3 separate regions of the Homo sapiens genome follow, and regions 2 and 3 are each linked to region 1. Evidence: chromatin contacts called from ENCODE Hi-C or POLR2A ChIA-PET data. All regions are on one chromosome and are shown on one strand. The core of a region is the stretch at or near the end of the contact, and the rest is flanking DNA. Distances in the headings are between cores, read along the strand shown. Region 1 holds the start of ZNF74 (zinc finger protein 74). Region 2 holds the start of CCDC188 (coiled-coil domain containing 188). Region 3 holds the start of LINC00896 (long intergenic non-protein coding RNA 896).

Evidence for each region. A loop is a pair of places that touch in the nucleus more often than their neighbours do. ChIA-PET counts read pairs that join two places held with the same protein, here RNA polymerase II (POLR2A). Pooled maps may share reads with other maps.
Region 2: a loop to region 1 is called in a map of mesothelial cell of epicardium, with 7 times the contacts of the local background. The contact joins the promoter of CCDC188 here to the promoter of ZNF74 in region 1. A Hi-C loop is called at or near these places in 1 of 168 maps with a recorded cell type or tissue (mesothelial cell of epicardium) and 7 of 50 pooled maps. POLR2A ChIA-PET finds 5 or more read pairs at or near these places in 1 of 52 experiments (HEK293T).
Region 3: a loop to region 1 is called in a pooled map, with 6 times the contacts of the local background. The contact joins the promoter of LINC00896 here to the promoter of ZNF74 in region 1. A Hi-C loop is called at or near these places in 7 of 50 pooled maps.

Annotation. Positions count from the first base shown.
Region 1 is chr22:20,392,873-20,395,415 of GRCh38, reverse strand. ZNF74 (zinc finger protein 74) reads right to left here and starts at 1,265. Exons shown (of 5, transcript NM_003426.4): 1 at 754-1,265; 2 at 1-83. The coding sequence starts at 787. RefSeq lists enhancers at 1,085-1,224, 1,695-1,764, 1,166-2,155.
Region 2 is chr22:20,149,781-20,152,323 of GRCh38, reverse strand. It overlaps CCDC188 (coiled-coil domain containing 188), which reads left to right and starts at 1,269. Exons shown (of 9, transcript NM_001365892.2): 1 at 1,269-1,856; 2 at 2,074-2,181; 3 at 2,265-2,369. The coding sequence starts at 1,338.
Region 3 is chr22:20,205,052-20,207,594 of GRCh38, reverse strand. It overlaps LINC00896 (long intergenic non-protein coding RNA 896), which reads right to left and starts at 1,263. Exons shown (of 1, transcript NR_026919.1): 1 at 1-1,263. It overlaps LOC105372862 (a long non-coding RNA gene), which reads left to right. Exons shown (of 3, transcript XR_938009.3): 3 at 1,350-1,577. RefSeq lists an enhancer at 907-1,146.

The DNA of each region.
Region 1 (2,543 bases), core at 16-2,515:
GGACCTGGCTTCGGGAAGACCCCAACCCGATATATCCTCGAGATTCTCTTTCAGGGAAAGAGCAGGATCCTGAGAGGAAAGAGCTGGCGAAGGAGAAATGAGTCAAGGTCACGGCTACCAGGCTCACGGCTGAGCTTAAAGCCCACCTGTCGTGGCACAAGTGAGAATCAGAGAGGAGGCAGAACCTGCCAGCAAGGCCAGGTGGGGAACGAGCCCCAGTAGCTAGCACCAACAGAAACAGCATCGAGGAATAATCTGCCTGTGTCTCAGACACTCCAATTCATGACGAAAAGAGCTGCTACCCCCAATCAAGCACGTCTGAGTGGGAACAAATGATTGGGCGCGGGGAAGAAAGAAGCAGGAGGCCAGGAGCGATGGCTCACGCCTGTAATCCCAGCACTTTGGGAGGCCGAGGCGGGCGGATCGCTTGAGCTTAAGACCAGCCTGGGAAACATGGCAAAACCCCGTCTCTACTAAAAATACAAACATTAGCCGGGCGTGGTGGCGCGCGCCTGCAATCCCAACTACTTGGGAGGTTGAGGCGGGAGAATAGTTTGAACCCGGGAAGCAGAGGTTGCAGTGAGCGGAGATCAAGCCATTGCACCACTCCCGCCTGGGTGACAGAGTGAGATTCCATTTAAAAAAAAAAAAAAAGATGCTGGATGCTTCTGGGAAACTGGCCTGATCTCTCTGAGTGTCAATATCCTCAAGTGCAAATCCACAGACATACTGACTACAAGAGTGAAGCTGTACCTGTCTTCTCGGGCTCCGGGGCAGGGATCTCCATGGCCTCCACGGCAGCCTCCCCAGGAGGAGTGGGCAGCTGTGTAGCCTCCAGGATCCAGGGCAGGCCCTGAAGAGCGAGTACTGCTCCTGGGGCTGAGGGGCCTGCAGCGGAGCCCCGCGGGGCGGCCACGCGCTCACAGCTGCACGATCACACGCACGGAGCCCCCTCCCCGCGCCCGGCTGAGGTGGGGTTCAGGCCGGCTCCGCAGATACCCACTCCCCACACCAGGCTCAGCCCCATGCTCGGCGCACTCACGCCCCGGCACACCCCCGCCACACGCTCCTCCCGGCGAACCCGCGCTCGGAGACCAGGGCCAGGCCTAAGGTTCCGCGGCCAGGAGCCATCGGACGCGGAGCGACCAGCGGACAGGTCCCGAAGCGGACAGAGACCGCCGACGGTCTGAGGGACCGGCAAGTGGACAGACCGGACTCCCACAAAAGGACTGCGACTGCCACAAAGAGCAGCAGGCGGCCGCTGCGGGAAAGCGCGCCTGCGCGAAATAGGCGCAAACTACACCTCCCGGGAGCGTTTGCGCCGCGCAGGCGTCAGACTCCATTTCCTAGAGCGAGTTCGGGCCGGTGCTTGCGTCCCGACGCGAACGAGTATCTAGCACATCCTTCTAGGAAATGTAGTTCCTGGGCCCACAGCCGGGAGCTCCGGCACCCACCATGCTCTTGCGGGCGGATGTCGCTGTGTATCTCCGTGTGCGGATCAGTGTAGTGCCGCTGCATGGGTGTCTAATTGCGAGGATACTGGGAGGGCGGTGTCCAGGAACTAGAATTTGTCCTGTTAGTTCGTCCACGTCCCCACGTAGCTGGGAGTCGGGTGGGTTCCTGCCCACATCTGTCTGCAGGAAAGACTCAAGCCCCTGGTCTTACGGATATTGGGAGTGGTGGGTCTGGCCTCGAGGGGTTTTCCAGGGGCCCTGCCCCCACTCCCCCTTCTCGAGCCACATATCTGAGGCCCATGGGCGCGGGTCCCCAGAGGTGGGAGAGCCTTGGCCTAGTCCCCCCAGAGGGTCCTGTCCACAGTTCACCCCTGGGGCGGGAAAGGAAGGTCTGGGTGGCGGCCCAGTCCTGGCGGCACAGAGCTCTGCCATGAACACAGTGATGACGCCAGCGACAGAAACATTGAATATGTACTGAGCACCAACCAAACGCCAGGCCTACTTCAAGAGCTTGGAGTACATTTTTCTGGCAGAATGCTCACAGCAGTCCAGGGAGGTTTGCTAACTACTGTCATCCCATTTGGGAGATGAGGAAGTTGTGGTACAGGTGCGTGGGGTAACGTGTCGCAAATCACACAGCCAGAAGTAGGAATCCAGCACCGAAGTGCATTGCCACATTCCTACTGAGAGGTGGTCCGGGGTGGTGCACACTCCAAACCCTTCAGCCTCCCACCTTAACCGCAGCTTAGGCTTGGCCACAGGCTCTCACGTGACACCTGTCCACTGCCCACATCAGCACAGCTGTGCCCAGACCTCCCCTGCCCAGGGCAGCGCCCGTGTTTGATTTTGTTTTGAGACTGGGTCTCACTCTGTCGCCCAGGCTGGAGTGCAGTTGCACAATCACGGCTCACCGTAGCCTCAGTCTCTCGGGCTCAAACTATTCTCCCACCTCAGCCTCCGGAGTAGCTGGGACTTACAGACATGCACCACCACGCCCGGTTAATTTTTATATTCAGCGCCCATTTTTAATAGCAACCCAGTGAGAGGGGACAGCGTGCTGGCAGTCCTCACAGCCCTTGCTCGCTCTCG
Region 2 (2,543 bases), core at 20-2,519, 240 kb after region 1:
AGGAGGACACGGGCACAGGGACTCAGGGGCAGTGAGGGGCAGCAGGGCCGATGGTGTGAGGAGCACCAGGGAGCAGGAGGGAACGGGCCTGGGGCGTGAATCTGGCCCTACTGTCGGATGAGTTCTCTTCCGCCACCCAAATCTGGTCCGACCGTTAACAGCGTGGCCTTCGGCAAGTGACTAAAGGGCTTCCTGCCTCAGCTTTCCCACCCATAAACAGAGGATAACAGGCCAGGCGCGGTGGCTCACGCCTGTAATCCCAGCACTTTGGGAGGTGGAGATGGGTGGATCATGAGGTCAGGAGATCGAGACCATCCTGGCTAACACGGTGAAACCCCGTCTCTACTAAAAATACAAAAAAATTAGCCGGGCGCGGTGACAGGCGCCTGTAGTCCCAGCTACTCGGGAGGCTGAGGCAGGAGAATGGCGTGAACCTGGGAGGCGGAGCTTGCAGTGAGCCGAGATTGCGCCACTGCACTCCAGCCTGGGCGACAGAGCAAGACTCCGTCTCAAAAAAAAAAAAAAAAACAGAGGATAACAATGGCATGTACTGGATCTGGCATAATGTAAATATTCAATACATAGCTAGAAAAGAATGTTTTAAAACCTCAGAGATATATTAGGTGAAAAGCAAAGCTGGGCTACAGGATGACCTCTTCTGTGTGAACCAGGGGCAGGGGACGGCAGCCCACCTCTAGGAGCTTAAAGAGGAAGCTCCTGTCTGCAGGGACAGGAGATAAAGGTGGGAAAAGCTTGGACACCATTTTTATTGTTTGATACTTTTTGAATCCACACTGTGAGTGTGTGTATTATCTGTTTTATAACTAGGCTGGGTGCAGTGGCTCACATCCGTAATCCCAACACTTTCAGATATTGAGGTAAGAGGATCGCTTGAGGCCAGGAGTTTGTGACCAGCCTGGGCAACATAGCGAGACCCTTATCTCTACAAAAAACTTAAAAATTAGCCGGGCATGGTTGCACACATCTGTAGTCCTAGCTACTTGGGAGGCTGAGGTGGGAGGATTGCCTGAGCCCAGGAGTTGGAGGCTGCAATGAGACACCTTGTGCCACTGCACTCCAGCCTGGGTGACAGAGCAAGTCCCCTTCCCATAAAAGAAAGAAAGAAAGAAAACTCGCATGGTGGGTCAGTGGGTCAGAGGCAGTGAGGTCATCAGGCGGGGCAGCTTCAGGACCAGGTGGGAGGGGCCCATTGTGACCGCCCTGGCTGCACCCAGGCCTTTGTGACTGTTGCCTGGGGCAGCCCCCTCAGTAAGAGGGTGGCAGGTTGGGCCAGGCCAGAGCCTGGACCTGGGATCAGGAAGGGGTTGCAGGGAGGGATGGAGGGGCTGAAAACCCTGGGCCCCTGCGGCCACCCCCACCCCCAGTGTCCCCCAACCCCAGCCTCCAGCAGCCATGGAGGAGGCCTGGACCAGCCCTGCCAGGGATTTGTAGGGTGGCCCTGCCTGGGCCCCATCTCCTCTGCTCACTCAGTGCAGTCCCAGAGACCTTTCCCAGTCCCAGGGGCAGGGGGCAGTGGGCCCACAGTGGAGGGCGAGGCTCCCGGGCTCTTTCTGTCCAGCCAGGAGCAGAGAGCGAGAGACACTGAGGGGCCGAGACAAGGAGACCTGGAGGCAGGGCTTGGGTGGGGCTGGCCCCTGCACCCAGGGTCGAACCAGGGGGCTCCCAGGCAGGGGGGATCCATTGGCTCAGGGACCAGACCCTGCCCATGCCCACCCCTGTCACGGGAGGGAGGGGCCCTGGCCTCGCCCAGGGTAGCCCTGTCCCAGCTTCAGTGCGGGCTGCTGGGCTCTGCAGAACAGTCCTTCCTGCAGCTGGAGCAGGAGAACCACAGCCTGGTGAGCACCCCACCCACCGCCCCAGCCCCAGCCCCAGCCCCACCCACCGCCTGGTACCCCTGCCCCAGCCCCAGCCCCACCCACCACCTGGCGCCCCTGCCCCTGCCCCTGCCCCAGCCCCAGCCCCACCCACCACCTGGCGCCCCTGCCCCTGCCCCAGCCCCAGCCGCAGGAGCGGCCATGACAGGCAGCCCCCTCTCTCTGCCCCCCACCCCAGAAAAGGCAGAATCAGGAACTTCGGGAGCAGCTGGGGGCCCTCCTGGGGCCGGGGCAGCAGTTCCTGCCCCTGTGTCCCGAACACTCAAGCTGCACTGCTCTGGCCTGGGTAAATACAGGGCCCAGGGACCCCATGCAGCCAACGCCCCTCTAGCCCGCAGTCTTAGGGCTGATCTGGGGGCTCTCCCACAGCCCCCCGACCCGGCTGGCACGCAGCCCTTGGGGAACAGGGCACCTCTGCAGCTGCTGCGGCGGGAGCTGTGCCAGGGGCAAGAGGCTTTCGTGCAACAGTCCCAGGTGGGCCTGGGGGAGGGGCTGTGGGGGGGGAGGAAGCTTCGTAACAGCACTCCAGGTGGGCCTGAGGGATTCATTAGGGAGGGAGGTCTTCGTGCAGTAGGCCAGTGGGCCCAGCGGGGAGGTACTGGCCACCCTGCTGATGCTGCCCAAGCCCATCCTGGGCCCCACCCTCAG
Region 3 (2,543 bases), core at 14-2,513, 190 kb after region 1:
AGTCCCCAACTCTGCAGCCAGGAAGCCCCGTAGTGTGAAGGATGGGGACATCGCGATGCCCTGGCCCTGAGCCCACCAGGTGGCCCCAGGGCCCCACCCTGCCTGGCTCTTCCTGCATGGGTCTGGGGTGATGGGGGCTCATCTGAGGCCCAGTGCTGCCCACCTCGAATCCCCAAATCCCAAATTGGATTAGTTGTGTTTAGAAAGCAGCAAAGCTGCTATATTTGAGCAAAGGCTCAGCAGATTACCCTGGGCCAAGAGGGTGTCTGCCTGTGTGAGGGGGATTTGAGGAGGAAAAACTGCACTAAACAAGTGTTCATTGAAAAGAAACTTGGGGGATCATCTGAGTCAGCCGGGCCCTCCACCTGCCCCATAACACCTTCTCCAGCATGGGCTCCTGCTGCTGCTGGGACAACCAAGCAGGAGTGGACGGGGTCAGGCCACAGGCCACTGGGCCCAAGGCCAGGAAGGGGCGCCCAGGACTGCCCATGGGAGAAGGGCGTGGTGCCGACACGAGGTCACCTGGAGTCCCTGGGACTGGCCCTCCACCTCGTGACTCAGTCGCCACCCGGTGGCCCTCTCAGAAGCCCAGGGCCCAGCATACAGGAAGCTCCATGAGTGCTCATCATCACACACACTCCAGAGGCTGAGAACATCTTGGAGGCCTGGGGCCTGCTGGCCAGACCCTGTCCTGGGCCCTGAACACAGGCTGGGCCTGGAAGGGACAGTGAGGGGGGCCAGAGCCCATGCCTGCTCAGTGCAGCAAGCCCAGGCACCTGGTGGGTGGGCCCTGCAGCCAGGGAGGCCCCTGCACCCCACCCTTCCCAGCCCTGCCCTGGGTACCGTGTGCCACATCTCAGAGCCCACCCATGGGGCCCTCCCAACTCCAGCCAGGAGGGAGGATAGAGAACTTTTATTTCAGAAGAGTGCAAATAAACAAATCCTTCCTTCCCCCACCATAAAGAGCCCGGCTGGCTTTAGGAGAGAAGGCAGAATTTTTAGCCTCTCCTTTCCTCAAGGCACAGCAGGCCGAGCCTGTGTCACTCATGGCCCCTTTTACAAGTAAAGAATCCAGCTCTGGGCAGTCAGGTCTGCCCAGTGGAGGTGTTTGCCCTGGGGGGCCGGCTCACCTATCCGTAGGACCTGGCTCCTAGGGGTCCAGCCAGTCCCTGGCCTCCTGTTGATACGGAAAGGAAGTGCTGAGAAGGGAAAAGCGTGGTCCCTTTAAATGATACAGAGGAGGGACGGGAAGTGCTCCGTAGAGAAGGGCGTGGTCCCTGCCTAGGGCTCCACCCCCACGAACCTAGGTGAGGACAGGCATTTCCTGCCCAAATGTTGCATTTCCCAAGACCACCCTGGCCTGCCATGCCTCCATCCTATGCCTATAAAAACCCAAGACCCTAGCAAGGCAGAGACAGAAGCCTCTGTGTGGGGAGAGGAACACACTGGTGGAAGAAGACAAGCTGCTGGACATCCCGAGAATGTTGCCTGACTCCAGGGGAAAACCATCTCCCCTCTGGCTCCCCCATCTGCTGAGAGCTACTTCCACTCAATAAAACCTTGCACTCATTCTCCAAGCCCACGTGTGATCCAATTTTTTGGTACACCAAGGCAAGAAACCCTGGGATACAGAAATTCCTCTGTCCTTGTTATAAGGCAGGGGTCTAATTGAGCTCACTCTCACCAGCCACCTACAGACCGCTAGACTAAAAGACCACCCGGTAACGCACTCCCACTGGGGTTTCAAGAGCTGTAAACATTCACCCCCAGACACTGCCATGGGGTCAGAGCCCCACAGCCTGCCCGTCTGTATGCTCCCCTAGAGGTGTGAGCGGTGGGGCACTGAAGAAGCGAGCCACTCCCCCGCTGCATGCCCTGCGCCCTGCGCGGGGTAACCAGGGAACCCTTCCTGTTTCACTGTTTCACTGGGTAGAGATCTCCCGGCTGGAGACAGAATGGTGGGGAGAGGCCAGATGTGCCCAGCAGGTAGGGGATTCTCCAGGGGGGAGGCTGAGGCTGTTAGGAAAGGAGGGGCTGAGGGGGCGCCACAGCCCTCCCCGCTCCGCACCACACCCCACGTTAAACCCCTGTCCTCCACTCCTCTCCTGGGGCTAAGGAGGCTGAGAGTAGAGCTCAGAGGCCCACGCCCAGCACACAGGAGGCAGTGGGGGCTGTGGACGGGGCCAACGAGCCATGGGGTTGCTGGGCTGAAGCACCGGTGATGGCAGGCGTGTGAGAGGGAAGTGGGGGTGAGCCAGCCCTGTGGGCCTCTAGGCCCAGCTTCTGGGTATCCTGGCCCCCTGGAATGACCCAGGGCAGGAGCCTCTGACACCCGCCCCAAATGCCTGTGACCCCGTCCTGAGTGGGGGTCCTCCTTCTGGCCGTGACCGCCCTGGAGTGGCTTCTCAGCATTTTGTGGTCAGCACTCTCAGCCCCTCTGCCTTGCACCGTGTCATTTTCAGCAGATCCTGAGCCAGAGAAGGCCATCAATTATTCAGCTCCTGCCTCTCAGCCTCCTCCGTTAGTACCTCTTAAAGCCGGGA